2 separate regions of the Homo sapiens genome follow, and region 2 is linked to region 1. A link is an interaction called in ENCODE POLR2A ChIA-PET data of the cell type or tissue named here. Cell type or tissue: PC-3. All regions are shown on one strand. Links, peaks and the distances in the headings refer to the core of each region. The heading gives the core; the rest is flanking DNA. Region 1 holds the start of GPRC5A (G protein-coupled receptor class C group 5 member A). Region 2 overlaps LRP6 (LDL receptor related protein 6).

The links. Peaks named below come from ENCODE experiments on the same cell type or tissue, not always from the same donor. Only the 100,000 strongest peaks of a DNase experiment are listed, where the experiment ranks them.
Region 2: POLR2A ChIA-PET joins it to region 1 with 5 read pairs; 1 of 35 experiments calls an interaction of 5 or more read pairs at or near these places.

Annotation. Positions count from the first base shown.
Region 1 is chr12:12,890,789-12,902,362 of GRCh38, forward strand. GPRC5A (G protein-coupled receptor class C group 5 member A) reads left to right here and starts at 774. Exons shown (of 4, transcript NM_003979.4): 1 at 774-876. In PC-3, for the core only: no CTCF peak of the experiment used is centred there; a DNase peak (open chromatin) is centred at 5,733; H3K4me3 peaks cover 2,971 bases; H3K27ac peaks cover 1,693 bases.
Region 2 is chr12:12,249,652-12,261,225 of GRCh38, forward strand. The region is part of intron 1 of LRP6 (LDL receptor related protein 6); the gene reads right to left. Among named protein-coding and RNA genes, the nearest start is that of LRP6, 12 kb to the right of the region's middle. In PC-3, for the core only: no CTCF peak of the experiment used is centred there; a DNase peak (open chromatin) is centred at 5,510; H3K27ac peaks cover 1,122 bases.

The sequences.
Region 1 (11,574 bases), core at 3,889-7,888:
TCTGGCGCCCCCGTTCAATCAGCCTGCATTGTCGAGGCTTTAGGAGAGGCAGTTAGGAAAGGAGAGATACTGATCTCTCAGCCCCAGGGCAGCACTAATGGTGCCTGTCTAGACTCTGACAGGTGGAGCTGCTGAGCTAACTACGGACCTGGTGGGGGAAGTTTTCCTTGGCTTTCACGTGGCTTTGGCTGGGGAGCCCTGAGAAGGTGGCTGCCTCCTTTTTCTGAAGCCTGGCTTCCCATACGGCAGTGGCTGGGGGAGAGTGATGGAGAGAAAGGCTAAGCTAAGGTCAAAGAAAGTGGAGGAAGGCTGGCTTGTCCCGCTGGACTTGACGGCGGAGCTGCTGCAATCTCGCGGGCTGGGCCCTTGCCCCGGGTGGACCCGAGTGCCTGCGGGGAGGCGGGTGTGGCTCCCCCGGGAGGTGACAGCTGGCGGGGCCCGTAAGGAGCTGGTCTGCTCCGGCTCCCCTCTCGTAGCCGGCGCCCTGGGACCAGCGCGTGAGCACGTCTCGGAGGAGTCCGATGCGCTGGGCAGGGCCGGGTGGTCACCCCCGCCCAGCTTCCAGGGGTGACTGTGCCTCTGACGTCAGACGGTTTTTGGGTCATTCCCTGGCACGGGGACTTTATTTTCATAACAGCATGAAGTGCCGTGGAACTGGAATAGGCGTGTCCTCTCCCTCGACCCTCCCCCTCCTTGTCCCTCTGCTCACCCCTCGCTCGTTCCCTCCCTCCGGCGAGGGCCGCCTTTATAACAACTGCTCAGAGTGCGAGGGCGGGATAGCTGTCCAAGGTCTCCCCCAGCACTGAGGAGCTCGCCTGCTGCCCTCTTGCGCGCGGGAAGCAGCACCAAGTTCACGGCCAACGCCTTGGCACTAGGGTAAGTGAGGCGCCAGGAGCCCAGAGCGCTGGGGCCTCCGGATTTAAATCGTCTGGGGAGAGCGGGGCGTTGGGAGGGGTGGGATAGAAGAGGAGAGAAATCCTGGTAATGGAATACAGTTGGCTATGAGAAAAAAATTCCCTAGGAAACAGTTCCTCTAGTTTAACAACTCAGATTTTTTTTTTTTTTTTTCCCCTTTGCGGGTTTCCTAGGCTAAGATAGAGGCAGAGAGCAAAGAGATAATCAGGGTAATAGTTTCTGCTCGGACACATTCTACAAACTTTGAGTAGATGGAATCCGGCCAGGCAGGAGGTGAGCAGCTCTGGGATCACTCTGCAGGAAAAGAATAGAGGGAGAAAGATCTCAGAGGACCCGAAGGTACTGGGAGTGGAGGGGGAGTGGGAAACAAGGGGCAGGGGCAGGAGGGAGGACACGGTGACAGCTACTATTTTACCCAGATGCTGCAAAAAGCCCTTCTGAGTTTTGGGAATTAGATCTAGAAGCCCATCCCTTTTCTCTTGATGTGTGGGCGGTCAGTTCCACTCTGGTGTGCCTTGAGTTGCTCAGAAACCTGGGACAGATGAAAGTTGAATGTGCGCTGAGAGTGCACCTTCCACTACCGACTTTATGGATAGGATTTGGGAATAGCATAGATGCTGTTCCATCTGGTCCCTTAAACATCCATGGGGAAGGCTGGCAAATAGCTTTATTTTATTTTTTGAGATGGAGTTTCACTCTTGTTGCCCAGGCTGGAGTACAATGTTGCGATCTCAGCTCACCGCGACCTCCACCTCCCGGGTTCAAGCGATTCTCCTGCCTCAGACTCCCGAGTAGCTGGGATTACAGGCATGCACCACCACTCCTGGTTAATTTTGTATTTTTAGTAGAGACGGGGTTTCCCCATGTTGGTCAGGTTGGTCTCAAACTCCCGACCTAAGGTGATCTGCCCGCCTCAGCCTCCCAAAGTGCTGGGATTACAGGTGTGAGCCCCCGCGCCCGGCCACAGATAGCTTTAAACATCCATGGGAAAGGCTAGCTAACAGCTGAAACCTGCTCAGAATCAAGGAATTTGAAGGACTTTCCATTCCTGACTTCTTTCCATTCCTGATTGTCTCCTCAGAGGCTTGTGTAAACACCACACCTGTTGAAGGGTTCGGCCGAATCAGCCACTGCTGTGGGTTCATTCCTGAAGGGGAACACTTCAGCTACTTCAGACACAATGGGCTAGGGACCACGGGAGGGGTGAGGGCGGAGGGGGCACACACCCTCCAGGTTTGCATGCCGGTGTCTGCTAGGTGAGGGAAGGAATGAGGGGAAGGAAGGGCCGGGAGAGGCGCTACGTGGGAAACAAGGGACCTCTCCAAGGGCGTGGAGAGGTGAGTGCCTCAAGGGCAGAATGGAATGAGCAGAACCCTTTGGTTTCCCGGGAAGAGCTCTCAACCTTGAGTCAGGAAGACTGATTTCTCCTCCCAGCTCCGCAGGAACATGGAACTGTGATCAGGCAAGGGGCTGGGCCTGAGTTCCTCATAGGGGTCTTGGGGAGGCCCCCAGTTTCCCCTCCTGTGTTTCGATTCTGGCCCCTCTCCATCTGCACACGTCGCCTTGGAAGTTCCCTTTAGAACTGGCTTTTTTGTATTCTAGTCTTGAATGGTAATCGAAGACAACAGGGTATGAAGAACAATTTTGACGGCGTGATTTTATTCTTCTCATTCTGGGTCCACTACTATTTAAAGTCCCAAGATTAAGCTGAGGAATTAATATGGTGGTATAGTAAACAATAAATTGAGGAGTATTTTTGCTTGAGGAATCTTTGACTTCCTGAGTAGTTCAGGGTGTTTGCTTCTTTTATTCTCATTTTTATTGCACTGTGGTCAGACTATATGGTCTGCACATTTCTTATTTTCTAATTCCAGATTTGTCTTTGTATTCTAAATATGCTCATTTTTGGCAAATGTTCCATTTGGACCATGGACCATAGTTCCTATTAAGCAATCATAATAGAGTAGAGATGGCAAACTATGGTCCATGGACCAAATATGGCCTATAGCCTCTTTCTGTAAATAAAGTGATTTTTGTTTTGTTTTGTTTTGTTTTTGTTTTCGTTTTTTTGAGATGGAGTCTCGCTCTTGCCCAGGCTGGAGCGCAGTGACGTGATCTCGGCTCACTGAAACCTCTGCCTCCCGGTTTCAAGGTTTCAAGCCATTCTCCTGCCTCAGGCTCCCAAGTAGCTGGGATTACAGGCGCCCGCTACCACGCCTGGGTAATTTTTGTATTTTTAGTAGAGACAGGGTTTCACCATGTTGGCCAGACTGGTCTCAAACTCCTGACCTCAGGTGATCTGCCTGCCTCGGCCTCCCAAAGTGCTGGGATCATAGGCATGAGCCACAACCTGTAATCCACTATTTTACTAAAACACAGCAATGCTCATATGTTTATGTATCATCTATGCTGCTTTCATGCTACAAATGTGTGGCTTGCAGAGTCTTAAATTGCTTATAACCTGGCCCTTTATAGAAAATCTATGCTGATCACTGATATAGAGGATCTGAATTATATGATTAGTAATGGAGATCTAATAAGATATGAAGATAGAGAATATTTCTATTTAAGTATCCATAGAACATTTACACAATTTTACCATGTTCTTATTCATATTGTATATTTTATCTGCCAAGGACTGGTAAAGAAGTATGAAAGTCTCATGCAACTATAGTATTGCCTTTGGGTTCTCCTTGTATTTTCAGCAGTTATTTATTTATTTTGAGACAGGGTCTTGCTCTGTTGCCCTGGCTGGAGTGCAGTGGCACAATCTTGGCTGACTGTAACCTCCACCTCCCAAGCTCAAGTGATCCTCTTGCCTCAGACTCTTGAGTAGCTGGGTCTACAGGCACCCACCACTACACCTGGCTAATTTTTAAATTTTTTGTAGAGATGGGGTTTTGCCATGTAGCCTAGGCTTGACTCAAACTCCTGGGCTCAAGCAATCTTCCTGCCTTCACTTCCCAAAGTGCTGGGATTATAGGTGTAAGCCTCTGTACCCAGCCTTCAGTACTTTTTGTTTTACGTATTTTGGTGCTATATTAGTTGGTGCATAAAAGTCTAGGATGGTTTTTTTTTTTTTTTTTTTTTTTTGAGACAGAGTCTCGCTCTGTCACCCAGGCTGGGGTGCAGTGGTGCGATCACGGCTCACTGCAAGCTCTGCCTCCCGGGTTCACGCCATTCTCCTGCCTCAGCCTCTTGAGTAGCTGGGACTACAGGTGCCCGCCACCATGCCCGGCTAATTTTTTGTATTTTTAGCAGAGACAGGGTTTCACCGTGTTAGCCAGGATGGTCTTGATCTCCTGACCTCGTGATCTGCCCGCCTCAGCCTCCCAAAGTGCTGGGATTACAGGCGTGAGCCACCGTGCCCGGCCCAGGATGGTTTTATCTTCAGTGTAGAGCATCCCTAATTATTATAAAACAAGCCTTTTGGTCAATATAATATCTTTTTGCTTTGATTACAACTTTGTATGATATTAAAACCTTAACTTCTACTTAATTATTTTACCTTGAACAACTTACTTAACTTTGTGTCTGACACATAATACTTGTTAAATAAATATTATGTTAGTATTTCTTTTTATTTTCATTTCTTTCTGTTCTTTTGCTTTTAACTCTTGTGTATCTTTTTGTTTTAGGTTAGGTTCTTCTAGGTATGATATAGTTTAGTCTTTTTTTTTTTCAAAATAGTTACCATTTACATTTCTTGTAATAATAGTTACTTGTTATTGTCATCTAATTTTAGGCTATATGGTTTGGTTGTCTCCATCTCCTTCTGCATTAGACAGTATATATCATATCATATTTTTAGATCTACTAGCAACTGAGTAGATGGTAGTGCCATTCTCAGGGCTTTGAAAGATAGGCTTGTAAGGAGAGGTGATCAGTTTAGCTTTGAACTTGTTGGATCCAGTGAATATTACCCTTATGTATCAGAATAAGATATTTAAATGAAGGGATCTTTGAGAGCCTTAAGATAGTATACTAGTAGAGGGCCGGCGCGGTGGCTCACACCTGTAATCCCAGCACTTTGGGAGGCTGAGGCGGGCAGATCACGAGGTCAGGAGTTCAAGACCATCCTGACTAACACAGTGAAACTCTGTCTCTACTAAAAATACAAAAAAAAAAAAAAAAAAAAAATTAGCCGGGCGTGGTGGTGGGTGCCTGTAGTCCCAGCTACTCGGGAGGCTGAGGCAGGAGAATGGTGTGAACCCAGGAGGTGGAGCTTGCAGTGAGCCGAGATCACGCCACTGCACTCCAGCCTGGGCAACATAGTGAGACTCTGTCTCACAAAAAAAAAAAAAAAAAAAAAGGATAGTATACTAGTAGAGGACTTCACTTTATTTTCCTATTTTCTGGAAATTTCATTTCTTTGAATTCGGGCATAAGAGATTTAGAAGCTTCACTCAAATATTAAGCTTTATTTAAAAAGATGATTTCCAGTATTTCATTTTATATTCACATTAATCAAGTCTACATGTTTCGTTTAGAGTAACAGGAAGATGGTAATACGCCCAGGGAACTATCTGGAAGTGTAGAAATTGGGATGAACACCGTGGTTATACTTGTTTTGATCTGCCTGTGGTGCTATGATGACTTATTTTCTCTCATTATTGCATAGAAACTCAATTCAGTGATGTTATTCAGATGTTATTCATAAGTTATTGCCATGATTCATCACTTTTATGTCATCAGAGTTGGGATGGCTACCCAGAATAGGGGATCCTGGAGATTTCCCTGTAGACGCTTTGCATTTATAAATAATCCTTTATCAAGGGCAGAGGGATTTCTGTAGGACTTCTCCCTTAGAAGAACTCAGCCTGGGTAGAAATACGAGGATTAACATCAGCACATATTCATCTCCAAAAAATTTTCCTCCCCATTACTCACACTTGCCAATAAATAACTTGCTTTGGGTAAATATTCAGCACTCAGTCTTAGTCCAAAGCATTTGCTCAGCAATCACTGTGTAGAGTACAGAGTAAGGGGGATACCAACAAATAGAAGTTTGCTCTATTTTCTTAAGAAGCTTGTTGTCTGGCCAGGCACGGTGCCTCACGCCACCTTCCTATCTTCCTAGGAGATAGATGCCACAAAGAAGCTTGTTGTCTGATAGGCAGCTCAGCAGTGATATTAATTTGTAATATATAACAAAGATATGGAAAAACTTGAGTGCCAAGAAATATTTAATTGTAAAAACCATGAAGAGATCGACACATTTAGAGTGCAATAGGATTTCAAGTCCAGGTGTGATGGCTTACGCCTGTAATCCTAGCACTGTGAGAGGCTGAGGTAGGTGGATCACTTGAGCCCAGGAGTTCGAGACCAGCTTGGCCAACATAGCAAAACCCTGCGTCTACTAAAAATATAATAATTAGCTGGATGTGGTGGCGCATGCTTGTAATCCAAGCTACTTAGGAGGCTGAGGCACAAGAATCGCTTTAACCTGAGAGGCAGAGGCTGCAGTGAGCTGAGATCATGCCACTGTACTCCCAGGCTGGAGTACAGAGCAAGACCCTGTCTTAAAAAAAAAAAAAAAAAAAAGGCCATAGGATTAATAGTAATAATGATAATAATTTAAAAAACTCATGATAGAGGTTAAATCTTGGGCAAAGTTTTGCAGAAATATGGTAAGTGGATCATAAATAGGAGGGAGAGGATCTTTCTGGTTAGGAGAATAATTCATGTGTTGAGGCAAAGAGCATGAGAAGACCTTAAATGAACCCAAATTCCCTTCCAGATGGAAAATACAGAACTCTAGGAAGATTTGCTTGCCTTGCACGGAGGTGGAGACGGGAGTTAGGGAGGAAGGAGGAGATAGGTGGGAGGACTAATTGGAGAAAGGCCTTGAAGCTCAAACTGGGGCTGGATCTGCCGTGACAGACAAAAAGGAGCGAATACGCTTCTTTTTTTTTTTTTTTTTGAGACCATGTCTCACTCTGTTGCCTAGGCTGGAGTGTAGTGGCGTGATCTCAGCTCATTGCAGCCTCTGCCTCCTGGGTTCAAGCGGTTTTTGTGCCTCAGCCTTCTGAGTAGCTGGGACTACAGGCGTGAGCCACCATGCCTGGTTCATTTTTGTATTTGTAGTAGAGATGGAGTTTCACCATGCTGGCCAGGCTGGTCTCTTAACGCCTGACCTCAGGTGATCTACCCGCCTCGGCCTCCCAAAGTTCTGGGCTCACAGGTGTGAGCCACTGCGCCCGGCCGATAATTTCTTTTTAACCTCCTTTGCGGACTCCTACCTAGATGAGATGGTGCTCCACATGGTTCTGTCCTTGGCTTCCCATGTGATCTTGTCTCCTCTTGAGGCTTCAGATACCACTCTAGGTGATGACTGCCAGTCTGTGCTTACAGCCCAAACCTCTCCTGAGCACCAACCCATATGCCCACGGTGCAGAGACAGCACAACCCAGTGTCAAGGAGCCTGGCTTTTAAGAGTCATGTAATCTTGGGCAAGTTATGTAATTTCTCTGTGCCTCAGTTTCCTCAGCTGTTAAAGGAAGGCATAATAATAGGGTTGTTGTGAGGATTAAATAACACCATATATGGCCAGGAGCAGTGGCTTGTGCCTGTAATCCCAGTACTTTGGGAGGCCGAGGCGGGCAGATCACCTGAGCCTCAGGAGTTGAAGAGCTGCCTGGGCAACATAGCGAGACCCCACCTCTACAAAAAATACAAAAAGTAGCTAGATGTGGTGGTGCGCACCTGTCCCAGCTATTCAGGAGGCTGAGGTAGGAGGATCACCTGAGCCCAGGAAGTCGAAGCTGCCGTGAGCTGTGATTGTGCCATTGCATCACTCCAGCCTGGGCGACAGAGAGACTTTGTCTCAAAAGAAAAAAAAAAAGAAAAAAGAAAGGAAACCATATATGGCTCAGAGGAAACTCTCAAGAGGACTTGGGTCTTTTGACTTGTTATTCCTGGATAGCTCCACGTGCAGGTCGCATATTTATCAAAGAGCCAACAAAGCTACACTTAGCATCTCTCCTTTCAAGCCTGTATTTCTAGGCTCTGACAGTGGTGCCACTCAGTTGCCTAAGCCAGAAATCTGGGAGTTAACCTGGGCTTTTCCATTCCCAAAGCCCTGTCTCTTCTACCTTCATAAAAATCTCCTACCATTTCCTGTTCATCTTTCATGTTTCATCTCCCTGCTTTCTTCCCTAAAGCATTAAACATTAAAAATAATTATTTTAAAACCCCACTAGGTAGAATGGGTCACTGTTTTCCATGTGCCCTCAGCATTCCTAATGTATTCCATAACTTCTTAGTTGTATGTCAGTGTGATTATTATTCATTCCAAGGGCAGTGGCCACAATTTTATATTTATTTATTTAGTTTTTTGTTTTGAGACAGGGTCTCACTCTGTTGCCCAGGCTGGAGTGCAATGGCATGATCATAGTTCACTGCAGCCTCGAGTTCCTGGGCTCAAGCAATCCTCTTGCTTCACCCTCCGAGTAGGGGGATCACAGGTGTGATCCTGGCTAAATTAGCACCCGGCTAATTTTTAATTTCTTTTTGTACAGCGGGGGTCTCACTATGCTGCCCAGGTTGGTCTCAAACTCCTGGGCTCGAGTGGTCCTCCCATCTCTCGGCCTCTCAAAGTACTGGGATTACAGGCGTAAGCTACTGCCCCCGGCCAGGGTTGCTTGTTTTGGAGACTTCTCAGCAAGCCAATGCTTGAATATATGGTGGTTTAAATGGAGAGAGGTTGGGGTCAGGGAGAAAAGCTCTAGAGATGATGACAGTGATTTAGAGGTGAAAAGGAGGATTGAATTATGATTATGACTACTTATAAAGAGCTATTCTTTCTGACCATGTGACACTGGACATGTACCTTCCTCACTCTGTTAGGTTTCTCACCTATAAAATGGGCTGTAGGAATGTTAAATGAGGTAATGGATGTAAAAGCATGTAAATGAGAGAATATGTGTAAAAATACATAACTACTCAGCATAGTGCCTGACTCATAATAGGACTCAGGAGGTGACAGTAGCTGTCATTATTCTTACTCATAATTACATCATGACTGTTATTACTACTGACTGAATGTAGCAATTCGAGAATAGAGAAAAAATGAAAATGCTAGAAAGTCACACATTTTCAGGGCTGGGCTGGCGCGAAGACACATTTTGACAGAATGAGAGAAATCTCATAGGAAGGAAGACAAAGTCAGTTTGTCTTTGCAAGGTTCTGGGCCCCAGATGATTCATTCTCAGATGCTCTGGGAAGGACTGCGTAGAATAAGCATGGGCAAACTTCCAGGCCTAGTCACAAGCAACTCTACACACTTTCCCCATCTCTCTGGTTGCGAAGAGGAGTCTCAGGTTAGAAACCCAAAGCGGGAGACTCATCACATGTTCACGTTTTTCCCTGCACAGTGGTCAGTGCTGTGTGTCAGTCAAGGCCATGTCTAGGGTCAGCGCTGCTCCAGGAGCCTCTGGCTTTGTCCTTCAGGTGGGCAGTCCCTTGCTGTGTCTCTTCTTCAGACCCTTCAACCTTACCTCTAGCCCTGGCTTTTAGTTTGGGTAGGAGTTTGTGGCACATACTCTTTTAATGACAGGAGATGGGGCAAGAATGAGGATGAGGGGGAGAAAGAAAGACATCTGGAAGTTTTGTACATGAAGCTCCCCAGGTGGGTGAACGGTGGAGCTGAACATGAGTTCAGACCACGTAGTTCAGCAGCGTGTCCTGCATTTTATAGATGAGAGGAGGCTTTGAGAGGTCAAGTGACTTACTTGTTCACACAGCCTGGCAGCTGAAACCCCTTCTCCCTAAAGGGGAGGAGGAACAGAGGGCTTGGAGTTGACCCAAGAAATGACTTCGCCCTCCTCTTCCTTTCCTCCCTCTTCCTCTTGTTCTTATTCTTCCCTTCCCTCTCCCTCTTCCCCACTGGTTTTTCTAAACCTTTCTTTTGGGGCCGGGCACAGTGGCTCACGCCTGTAATCCCAGCACTTTGGGAGGCCGAGGCGGGCCTGAGGTCGGGAGGTCGAGACCAGCCTGACCAACATGGAGAAACCCCATCTCTACTAAAAATACAAAATTAGCCGGGTGTGGTGGCACATGCCTGTAATCCCAGCCACTCGGGAGGCTGAGGCAGGAGAATCACTTGAACCTGGGAGATGGTGGTTGCAGTGAGCTGAGATCATGCCATTGCACTCCAGCCTGGGCAACAAGAGTAAAAACTCCGTCTCAAAAAAAAAAAAAAAAAAAAAACAAAAAAAAAACAACCCAGAAAAACCCAAAAAACAAACAAACAAAAGAACCAAAAACCCCTTTCTTTCATGCCTAGATTCATTCCAAAAAGGTTTAAGACAGCAACAAGTGATTCCAGGATCTCAGCTGTGGGCATCCTTGTGTTACTGGATGGCTGTGTGTTAATTGTTAGCAGCTGGAATAAGTGAAGAGGGTCTCGTCCTCATACTCAAAGTCCTTTGCTCATGCCCAAGGCCAGAGGCTACTCATGCTGAAACATTACCATCTCCCTCCAAAGTGCAGGGTTTAGTCACTGAGTACTGGGTGGAGCACATGACTGGATCCCAGTTAATCCCTCCCAGCTTACCAGTAAAACCTCAGGATTCATGCTTTCCTGGGAGCCACCTGCGGCCACTAAGATAGGAGCGGGGTTCAGACATGGCCAGGCGCTCCTAATCTCAGACCCAAAGTGCAATTTTTGGCAGCCTGCATGAGAAGGAGGGTGGGAGGAAAGGTGGCTAGAACCAAGGGTAGCAGCCTGGGGGCTTGAGAGGAAACCAGGCACAGCCCATCCTACCCTGTCTCACGAGCAGCCCGTCCTCCTCCTGACTCCCCTTACCCCACACACCGAGCGCCATTCTCTTGCTGCCTCATCTATTCTGGTTAGGTACTTACTGAGCATCAGGTGCTAGGCAAGTGGCTGGGGAGAGACAACGTTTAATGACTCAGTCTCCGCCTGCACAGAGCCTTTGAGTCTAGAGGGAGACACAGACTTACTGACAGGCTGGGTTGTGTAATAAGTGCTACGGGAGGAAAAGCTGAGAGTGTCTGAGAATTTATGAGATGTGTGTCTCATCAGACTTGGGCATCAAAAAAAAAAAAAAAAAAAAACCATCCTGGAGGAAAGGACCTCTACGTCAAGTGAAGGGTGGGGTCCATTTGGTTTTTATAGGAGCAAGTTCTTTGTTGGCTGGACTCTAGATCTCCCGTCCTTTGACTTTGGTTACAAATAATATCCAAACCACCGCTAGTCTCATTCTCTTTTCTCTTTCCTGCTCTAGCCCTTTGCTCCTCTCCCAGGCTGTTTCTCTAGCTCCAGACAGTTCATATTCCTAAATGCTGATCACTTCTCTTTTCCCTCTCAAATGCTGCTTTCTAGAAATCATTTTCAGTTTTTCAGAACCCTGTCCATCTCTTCCAATCCCCTGGTGTCTTTCCCTTACCTGGGTCATTCTCTGGGCAACATGGCACCCTTTCAGTGCAGACTTGTTTATTAATAACTCCAGTGAGTTTTATTTTCCTCTTACTAAATTCAAAGTACTCAGAACATTTTAGACTTGTTGAGCAATCCCTATCAGCTTAGGGATGGGGTGGGGGAGGCTAACAGAGGTGAATTAAGAATGATAATTCCAAACTAATTAGTCATCCAGATTAAAAAAAATAGACTAAGATGGTTTTTTTTTTTTAAAG
Region 2 (11,574 bases), core at 3,826-7,825, 640 kb before region 1:
ATATAAGTTGTGCTATAACAGAAGGAAGGAAGGAAGGAAGGAAGGAAGGAAGGAAGGAAGGAAGGAAGGAAGGAAGGAAGGAAATAAATTAATTAAAGTTCACCTGGTCAACAAGCAATTCTATGCAGCTAATTCCCAAAACATCATCTCTAGTTCTGTCCCTCTAACTTTTTGTTGGCCATCTCTACCTCCCGTTAAATTAAATTCATCACCTTTCCCCCAAAACAACAAAATCCCTCACCAGTCAATGGTACACAATTCTAACCTTACTGGCATGCCTTGGAGCCATCTTTGAGCCCCTCCCCTTTTCCCCTAGTCTGACAATTACTGTCTTGTTGACTCTTATTTTACAAGCATGTCTTTAAATCTGTCTCCTCTTCTCCATTTTTAAAACCACTATCCTACTCTAGACCTTCATGACTTTAGGCCTAAAATATCCTAATAGTAAGTTATCTCAATATTCTCCCCTTTCCTTTTCTACTTCTAATACTTTCAGTTTAGCCAACTCAAAAGCCATTCTGATTCCCCTTGCCTAAATTTACAAAATGCCTCAATACCTCAGCCTTCCACCATGACTTCTACCTAGGACTCTAAATTAATCTTTTATAGTCTCTGCATCATACAAACAGGTTTCAAAACATGTAAACTGGGAGTACATCACACCCATCATTGCAGAGTATTCATTTTCCTGCCTACTCCATACTTCTCTTTTTCTCCCAGCAAGCAAGTCCTTCAAGGCCAGAGTCAAACCTTACCTACTCTGTAACCCTTTCTAATTGACTCAGCTTTACTTCTTTTAATCCTTAGTCTTTAGTACTTACATGATATTAGCTTTTTTTTTTTTTAAGCATACTTCCTACCTCTAGGATCTCAGCCCTTGGAAACAAGAACCATACCTTATAACTAATTTTATCATCAATGCCTACTACAGTTCACTGCACACAGAAATATCATATACATATTTACTAATATTTTGGGGGTTTTGTTTTGAGACAAAGTCTCACTGTGTCACCCAGGCTGGAGTGCAGTGGCACAATCTCGGCTCACTGCAACCTCCGACTCCCTGGTTCAAGAGATTCTCCTGCCTCAGCTTCCCAAGTAGCTGGGACTACAGGCGCCCAACACCACACCCGGCTAATTTTTGTATTTTTAGTAGAGGCAGGTTTCACCATGTTGGCCAGGCTGGTCTCGAACTCCTAACTTCAAATGATCCACCCACCTCAGCCTCCCAATGTGCTGGGGTAACAGACGTGAGCCAACGCACCTGGCTTGATTTTTTTCTTCTTCTTCGTTTTTCGAGATGGGGTTTCGCTCTGTCACCCAGGCTGGAGTGCAGTGGTACAATCTGGGCTTAATGTAACCTTCACCTCCCAGGTTCAAGTGATTCTCCTGCCTCAGCCTCCCTCGTAGGTGGGATTACAGGCGCTCGCCACCACACCCAGCTAATTTTTTTGTATTTTTAGTAGAGACGTGGTTTTGCCATGTTAGCCAGGCTGGTCTTAAACTGCTGACCTCAAGTGATTCGCCCACCTCGGCCTCCGAAGTGCTGGGATTACAGGCGTGAGCCACCGTGCCCAGCCAAAGCCGGCTAAGATTTGACGGGTTTATTTGTAAGATGTTTTTAAGTGCTTATCAAATATTATAGTTACGTAAAACTAGATTTTAGTTTTCTCTGTTAAAATGACGGATTTTCTTCAGTTATTAGTTTGTCTTTTTGATTTTTGTTTTTTGAGATGGAGTCTCACTCTGTCACCCAGGCTGGAGAGCAGTGGTGGGATCTCAGCTCACTGCAAGCACCACCTCCCGGGTTCATGCCATTCTCCTGCCTCAGCCTCCCGAGTAGCTGGGACTACAGGTGCCCGCCACCACGCACGGCTAATTTTTTTTGCATTTTTTTTAGTAGAGACAGGGTTTCACCATGTTAGCCAGGATGGTCTCGATCTCCTGACCTTGTGATCCACCCACCTCGACCTCCCAAAGTGTTGGAATTACAGGCATGAGCCACGGTGCCCCGCCCATTAGTCTGCTTTTAATAAAGAAGTTATTAAAGGTTTTCCTTTGCCTTCTGAATAATCTCCACAGAAGGCAAAGATTGTGTCTTACCAGAATTTCCTGTGCTTAATGCTGACTTTATCATGTCCTTAATTACTTAAAACTGTATTCACACCCTTAAAAGGGTAAGGTTCTTCACCACTGCATTACCTCCCATGCTTACTTTTTTCAATATTTTTTTTAAGAGACAGGGTCTCACCCTGTTGTCCAGGCTGGAGTATAGTGGCACAATCATGGCTCATTGCAACGGCACAATCATAGCTCACTGCAGCTTCAAACTCCTGGGCTCAAACGATCCTCCTGCCTCAGCCTCCTGAGGAGCTAGAACTATAGGCATGAAATCTTTCGCCCAGCTAATTTCTGTAGAGACAGGATCCCACCACGTTGCCCAGGCTGGTCTCAAACTCCTGACCTCAAGTGATCCTCCCATCTTGGCCTCCCAAAGCACTGAGATTACAGGCATGGGCCACCGCACTGAACTAAAATCTTTTTTTTTTTCCGGTCACTTTTGGTTAAATATGTAGCCAAGTATTTTTTTCCACAGTGGCCCATGATCCTATTTAATCAAATGTTCAAACCTCCTAAATGATGCCTTTTGTACCAACAACTGTCTTTGAGATTTCCCCTAAGGGGCCCTAGAAAATCAAAATTCCCTTTACCTTGTAAAAGAGAGATGTTAAAAATAATAGTTTATTTGATCAAACGTTATGGGTCATATGGAAAGCACTGTCAAAGCCAGAGAGGCTTACCCTCCCTAAGTTTAAGTTAAATTTGTATAGGTAAAATGTTATTAATAGGGATATTTTGGAAGTTCTATGAAGGTATAAAGCTCCTAGAAATTCATCAATGCCCTCATTGTCCATGTCTATTAATCAGAGTTCTGGTGCTGCTTTGCCTGGTATTAGACAACAGTATAATGTCATCAGTCATAATTTCAGGGATTTTTTTTCCTCAATGTTAACTTGGTCATAATTTGGCTTCTTTAATCTTCTAGGTTGGCTAATGGTTCTCAGTTAAGAATTCACATCATTTACTTATGGAATGCTATTATATAGAAGTTAACGACCTACTCCAGACTGCTAAATCTTTTTCCTTGATAATCTTGATACATTCTTGATATACTCTATACATATATACATTCTTGATATACTCTTGACATATTCATGGTCCATTACATCTTAGGATTATATGTCTTTAGATTTTCTCTCTGCAATGAATATATTCATCTATATTCATAAATGACATGTACTAGCCACTCTTCTTTAAAATAAGGTTAATCGGCTGGGCGCAGTTGCTCACACCTTAATCCCAGCACTTTGGGGGGCTGATGCAGGTTGATCACCTGAGGTGAGGAGTTTGAGACCAGCCTGGCCAACATGGCGAAACCCTGTCTCTACCAAAAATATAAAAATTAGCAGGGCGTGGTGGCGCGTGCCTGTAATCCCAGCTACCCAGGAGGCTGAGGCAGGAGAATCACTGGAACCCAGAAGGCAGAGGTTGTGGTGGGCCAAGATCGCGCCACTGAACTCCAGCCTGGGCAACACAGCGAGACTCTGTCTCAAAAAATAATAATAAAATAAAGTTAATCATTACGCTTATAGATATGCTTTTGTCTAACACTTTTTTGGGTTGATTTTAGTTCGCATGCCACAAAAATCAAACTTCCTTGCCAATTTCATTATCTTTTCTAACAAAGTTTCATAAGATCTTTCACTTTTTTTCTTTTTTTTTATTATTATACTTTAAGTTCTAGGGTACATGTGCACAACGTGCAGGTTTGTTACATATGTATACATGTGCCATGTTGGTGTGCTGCACCCATTAACTGGTCATTTACATTAGGTGTATCTCCTAATGCTACCCCTCCCCCCTCCCCCCACCCCACAACAGGACCTGGTGTGTGATGTTCCCCTTCCTGTGTCCAAGTGTTCTCACTGTTTAATTTCCACCTATGAGTGAGACATGCGGTGTTTGGTTTTTCGTCCTTGCAATAGGAGATCTTTCACTTTTAAGATTATCAGTAATAGGTTAATCATCACCGTTTTAAGTATTTTGTCATCTACAGATAGTTTTCTGTTTTACTCTAATGCTTCCCTGAAAGCACTTGCAAATCAGCTACAGGCCAGAGTGCACTTGTCTTCAATAAAAAAGGGCTATGGGCCAGGTGTGGTGGCTCACGCCTCTAATCCCCACACTTTGGGAAGCTGAGGTGGGCATATCACTGGAGCCCAAGAGTTCGAGACCAGCCTGGGCAACTTGGCGAAACCCCTTCTCTACCAAAAAATACAAAATTAGCTGGGTATGGTCGCACACACCTGTGGTCGCAGCTACTAGGGAGGCTGAGATGGGAGGATCACTTGAGCCCAGGAGGTCAAGGCTGCAGTGAGCCAAGATTGTGCCATTGCACTCCAGCCTGGGTGACAGAGTGAGACTCTGTCTCAAAAAAAAAAAAAAAAAAAAAAGAAAGAAAGAAAAAGGAAAACTACTACGCCAGGTAACCTGAACACAAGCGTCTGATGGCATCACTTAAATAACTCTGAGACCACACCAGTGGACTGAGTCAAGATTTCCAAACAGCTAGTAGAAAAACAGATGGGTTCGTGAGACTGCTAACACAGATCCAGCAGAACAAGAATTAATTACATAGGACTGAATAAACTGATGAAGGATGATTATGGGTTTCGTTTAAAATATTGCTGATGCCTTAGCGTCCTATTTTCTGGATATAAGGAACCCCTTTCTCTTTTCTCTGAAGCTATCTATAACTCACAACAATTTAAGGAGACTATGTTTTTGTAAACCGAAATAAACACTTATCTTTTTCTCCCCCGTCTTACTCCTCCAGAATTCAAAAACTCTTATTATTTTTATTTTCATGGCAATATAGTTATCTGCAGAGGTTCAATGAGTCTGCCTTCTAGCTGGAAACATTACTTATGCAACCAAGGCTTTGACTGGAATGCCACATTTGAAAATATTCATTTAATCAGGTATGACCAAATACTTCTAAGTTACAGTTGACTTTATGAACCAACGCTTACAGTCCTCTTAGGAAAACTGGCCTGGTAACTGGCTTACAGAGTTCCCAGCCTTGCAGGTGAATTAAGCAAGATCACTTCCCGGCAGGCTCAAAAATCCTAGAATATTTTGGGAACTTCAAGACAGGAATTCACCCAAATTTATAGGTATTACAAGTGAAACCTGATGGTCAGTTCTTGACTTACCTTTATAGTCTCAAGAGGCATTTTAAAGTCCAATCAGATTCCTTAAAAAAACTTTCAGCAAGGCAATATTAAAAGACCTATTATATGATAAATTACTATTATTGCTACACCTATGTAAATAATCAGGCCCAATCTAATGAGATCAACTTCTCAATGACTCTTATTCCATTGTCAACAGTGACTGATTTTGTTTTAAACAACAGGGAGACTGACCAGTGCACATCACAATTGCCCATTACTTACTCATTGACTTGGCTTGAATAAACTTTAGTCAGGATTCTCTTCTCCCCACAAATTCCTAAACTTTGGCTTGCCCTAAGCTTAAGAAAGTAGATGCACAACTTCTTCCCTCATTCTGACCATTAGCTGACTGCAGAAAAAAAAAAAAATGCTTTCCAGTTAAATAGTCCTGGTCATGCAATCTGCTCACCCCTACCTATTTGGCCCACATTCCCACAAAGTTCCTGATAGCCCTGCTTACTTCTCCTTTCTATAAAAAAAAAAAAAGCCTTTTTCGGTTTGATTTTGAAGTGTGTTGCAGATCCTGTAGTAAGCATGTCCTTCTACTGCAAAAATCCTTTCAAATAAAGTCTCTCCTTACCTAAGTCTAGCTTTGTTTTTGCTTTTGGGTTTGGTCACTTTTTTTTTTTTTTTTTTTTTTGAGACAGAGTCTCACTCTGCCATCCAGGCTGGAGTGCAGTGGTGCGATCTCATCTCACTGCAACCTCCACCTCCCAGGTTCAAGCGATTCTCCCTCCTCAGCCTCTCAAGCAGCTGGGATTATAGGCACCACCATGCCTGGCTAATTTTTTTGGATTTTTTTTGTAGAGATGAGGTTTCACTGTGTTGTCCAGGCTGGTCTCAAACTCCTAAGCTCAAGCGATCCTCTGCCACGGCCTTCCAAAGTGCTGGGATTACAGGTGTGAGCCACTGCACCTTGGCCTCAGCTTTGTTTTTATTTACAGTATAAGTACTATGACAAACTACCTATTTGCAAATGCCAAATTTTACATTAATATGTATTTCCCTCTATCAAAGTCATCAGCATCTCTTTCAAAACCACAAGAAGGCCCAGGTAAAATAAGGTACATACAGAAAGTCCTGCACGTAAAATTACTGTCCAGAGTACAAACAATCTGGCTTTAGTCATTCATCTTTCTGATTTATAAAACGAAGGAGTTGGCCCAGGTAATTTCTAATACCTCTTCTATTTTCTTACTCTAGATATGAATTTAGTAAAAAGATTTAACTGCAACAGGACGATTGACAGGGCTATTCAGAAACACGAGATACTGGTAAACTATTTAGTGCTTCTCCAGCAGAAAAACAGGAACTTAAAATATTTTTTAGGCCAGGCGCGGTGGCTCATGCCTGTAATCCCAGCACTCTGGGAGGCAGAGGCGGGTGTATCACCGAGCCCAGGAGTTCAAGGCCAGCCTGAGCAACATGGTGAAACCCCATCTCTATAAAAAATACAAAAACTTAGTTGGAAGGATCACCGGAGCCTGGGAAGGTCCAGGCTGCAGTGAGCAATGATCGCGCCACTGCACTCCAGCCTGGGTGACAGAGACACCAGCTCAAAACAAACAAACAAACATAGGCCAGAGTGGTGGCTCATGCCTGTAATCCCAGCACTTTGGGAGCCAAGGCAGGCAGATCACTTGAGGTCAGGAGGTCAAGACCAGCCTGACCAACATAGCCAAACCCCCTCTCTACTAAAAATACAAAAATTAGCCAGCATGGTGGCACACGCCTGTAGTCCCAGCTACTCAGGAGGCTGAGGCATGAGAATCACTTGAACCCAGGAGGCAGAGGTTGCAGTGAGCAGAGATTGTGCCACTGCACTCCTCCTTGGGTGATGAAGCAAGACTCTGTTTCAAAAAAAACAGATTTTTTTAACGTATCAAAAGCTGAGATTCAGAAATAATTTCTCAAGGTAAAGACTCCAATAATCAAACCCACACTCATTTGAAAGTATTTAATATATCCATACAATGGATTACTCAGCCATTAAAAGGAATGAAGTACTGACACATGCAACATGAATGAACCCTGAAAATGCTAAGTGATAGAAGCTAGACACAAAAGGCCACATATTTTATTCCATTTATATGAAATATTCAGAGTAAGCAAATCCATAGAGACAGAAAGTAAATTCATGGTTACCAGAGGCTGAGGGAAGGGAGAAATGGGAAATGTATGGGTTTTGAGGGAGCAGGGGATGATAAGCGTTCTGGAATGAGATAGTGGTGATGTTTTACAACCCTGTGAGTATACTAAAAGCCACCGAACTAGACATTGTAAAATGGAGATTTTTACTGTATGTGAATTATAGCTCCAAAAAACTTGGTTTAAAAAAGTACTTGACAGGCCGGGTGCGGTGGCTCACGCCTGTAATCCCAGCACTTTGGGAGGCCGAGGCGGGTGGATCACGAGGTCAGGAGATCAGACCATCCTGGCTAACACGGTAAAACCCCGTCTCTACTAAAAAAATACAAAAAAAATTAGCTGGGCGTGGTGGTGGGCGCCTGTAGTCCCAGCTACTTGGGAAGCTGAGGCGGGAGAATGGCATGAATCTGGGAGGCGGAGCTTGCAGTGAGCCGAGATCACGCCACTGCACTCCAGCCTGGGCGACAGAGCAAGACTCCCTCTCAAGGAAAAAAAAAAAAAAAAGTACTTGATAGAAAGGGCTTAATGAAAAAAAAAAAAGAAAGAAAGAAAAAAGTACTTGAGGCCAGGCATGGTGGCTCATGCCTGTAATCGCAAGCACTTTGGGAAACCAAGGCAGGAGGATCACTTGAGCCCAGGAATTCGAGACCAGTCTGAGCAACATAGTAAGACCCTGTCTCTACAAAAAAAAAAAAAAAAAAAAAAAAAAAAAAATTAAAAATGAGCCGGGCGTGGTAGCACGTGCCTATAGTCCCAGCTACTCTGGAAGCTGAGGCAGGAGGATCGCCTGAGACCAGGAGGTCCAGGCTGCAGTGAGCCATGATAGCATCACACCACACTCCAGCCTAGGAAACACAGTGAGACCCTGTCTCAAAAAAAAAAAAAAAACTAATTATATCAGTGCAATAGTTATATCCTAAAACCAGAAAACACGTTACATAGTCCACACCTTGAATTCAATCTCAGATATGAATATGCTGATTTTTTAGTAGTCTATTTAACATATCTAATCTATGCTAAGAAATCTTTATTTATTTATTTTGAAAGACAGGGTTTTGTCTGTGATATGGAGTGCAGTGGCATGATCATGGCTCACTGTAGCCTTGAGTTCCTGGGCTCAAGTGATCCTCCTGCCTCAGCCTTCTAAGCAGCTGAAACTACAGGCATGTGCCATCGTGACCAGATAATTTTTTAATTTTTTATAGATGTTTCCCAGGCTGGTCTTGAACTCCTGACCTCAAGTGATCCTCTCGCCTTGGCCTCCTAAAGAGATGGGATTACAGGTGTGAGCCACCATGACCCAGACTAAGAAATCTTTGTAATCGTTACAAATTTATAATTTAACTATAGCTAATGAACGATTGAGTCAAAACACAAAATGGCATTCCAAATAAATGTCATAAAAATTCACATCTTTTTATATTACTTTAAATGTAAAATTTACAGTGCTCAATATGTGCAAACCTCTGGTACATGGTGCATATAAAGGGGAAAAAGGTCTACTCTTCAAAAACTTTTCATCAAAGAGCTATTTCTGCATTAGCATAAATCTAGAAGGTTACAAATAAAGACAATATAATGTGTAGCTAAGAATTCATGGTAATGAAGTTCACTCGTCACCTTTCTCAGACTTGCAAAACATAGTATCTTTAAACTGGATATATGGATATACAGTACTTAAATTATACGTACCAATAAAGCTAATCATTAGTGAGGAAGACTCCTATCCCTTGCAGTCCTTTACTTGTAGTTTGGGTCTTGTAGTGATAAAACAATGACTAAGACCATTAGAGAAAATAGCCTCCTGGTTAAACATACATAATTTGATAAAGGTAGGTTTCCAATATTTGGGTGACTATTTTCTTGGGAAAAAAAAAATGACAGCTGTGTGCAGCAGGCTCACGCCTGTAAGCCCAGCACTTTGGAAGGCCAAAGCGGGTGGACCACCTGAGGTCAGGAGTTCGAGACCAGCCTGGCCAACATGGTGAAACCCCATCTCTACTAAAAACACAAAAATTAGGTAGGCATGATAGTGGGCGCCTACTAATCCCAGCTACTTGGGAGGCTGAGACAGGAGAATCACTTGAACCCAGGAGGCAGATGTCACAGTGAGCCAAGATCATGGCACGGCACTCCAGCCTGGGTGACAGAGCGAGACTCCATCTCAAAAAAAAAAAAAAAAAAAGACTACTGCTGGTCATGTTATTTTTATTGAGAGTCTCATCAATAACTTTAGGCCTGGTGTTAATAACTTACATAACTTAATGTAGTTTTCTGCCTAAAAATATAATTTCATTTTGCATCCCCAATCTCCTCCTGAAATTAGTTCCAAAATATTTAAGCACTTATACAAGGTCCTTCCAAGCAAGATATTACAGAAACTACAAGTTATGATACCGCTAAAAGGATCACAGCATCAAAGTATCAATAATTTTCACCGAAGAGTCCAAGCACATTTTAAAAGTTTCTAGCCTCACACCCGAACAGCTTGAACCTTTAGTGAGAATACTCACTGCCGCAAACACGAACAGCTTGAGAAACAAAAGCATATGTTAATAATACCAAATAACCTTGTTTCCTTGCATTTATGTACTGACAAATTGTATTTTAAAATAAATAATTTTAAGAGCAAACAGCCTGTTCTTAGATTGCCTAGTCTGTATATTTGACTAAATTTCAAAGTTACTCATATAAAACAGTGTTTTATTCACTGAAGTGAGGCTTACTTTATAGAAGATAAACACCCTTATCCGAAGTGAAAACATGCAATGCAGAAACTCAGTATAGCATTCAGCCATCCTGCAGAAAGAAATCCACCAACTGAATAATTGTTGTAAACAAATAATGCAATTTCTCAATTAGATGTCTTGATAAAATTATTTTGCCCATGCTTAACTCTTTAATAAGTATCACAATCATTTGAACTGTCTGTTCTGTAGCTTATTTATAATAATCATCACCTAAAATAGTTATGGCTGCAATCCTTTAGAAATAAATTTAGGCCAGGCGCGGTGGTTCACGCCTGTAATCCCAGCACTTTGGGAGGCCGAGGCGGCTGGATCACCAGGTCAGGAGATGGAGACCAACCTGGCTAACATGGTGAAACCCCGTCTCCACTAAAATACAAAAAAAATTAGCCGGGCGTGTTGGCGGGGCCTGCAGTCCCAGCTACTCGGGAGGCTGAGGCAGGAGAATGGCGTGAACCCGGGGGGCGGAGCTTGCAGTGAGCCGAGATTACGCCACTGCACTCCAGCCTGGGCGACTGAGCAAGACTCCGTCTCAAAAAAAAAAAAAAGAAAAAAAATTTAGTGTCATTCCGTTTTATATCAAACAAAACAGAAATTTCCATAAGTAAAAGTATTTTATGGAGCTTTTATTCCAGTTGCAGAAGAATCAAAAAAAATTCCAAAACCACTGGCCTAAAACTATCAACTGCCAAAAACAGTGCCCAGGACATAGCGACACTTAAAATGTTTTACCAGTCTTTCCAGAGTATAATGTTTCTTTTAATTCGGCCATCTTAATAATAGCAACCATTTATTCAATGTCTACTATTGACTGTGCGTTCTACTACCCCTTTACAAACATTTCGTCAGTTCTCACAGAAGTCTTGCAAGTTATATCCCCACCTAACAGGAAAGGAAATAACTTGTCCAAAGGAACACAAAGCGGCAGAAGAGTTTAACTTGGCCTGTTTAACAACAAGCCATGTCTTTCTGCTATAGTACCTTCCATATAATCTTCTCTAAATGTAAACTTTCAATAGAATTTCTACGATGAAAATAATCTTTCTCAGAGTAGTTACCCATGGCCTAAATAGCACTAAACATTATTTTTCCAGTATGCGCAAAATATTTAAACAAAAAATATACGTTCTCATAAAATATTTTCCATTAATATATCCCTTCCCAGAATCTCCTTTGATATTTAAAACAGTCCTTTCTGACAGCCAAAGCATATATAAGGACACAGTAGTTCAGTACAGCAAATGGAAAAACTTCCAATTAAAGCAAAGAAAAAAATCTCTTAAAAATTGAATCATGGCCGGGCGCGGTGGCTCACGCCTGTAATCCCAACAGTTTGGGAGGCCGAGGCGGGCGGATCACGAGATCAGGAGATCGAGACCATC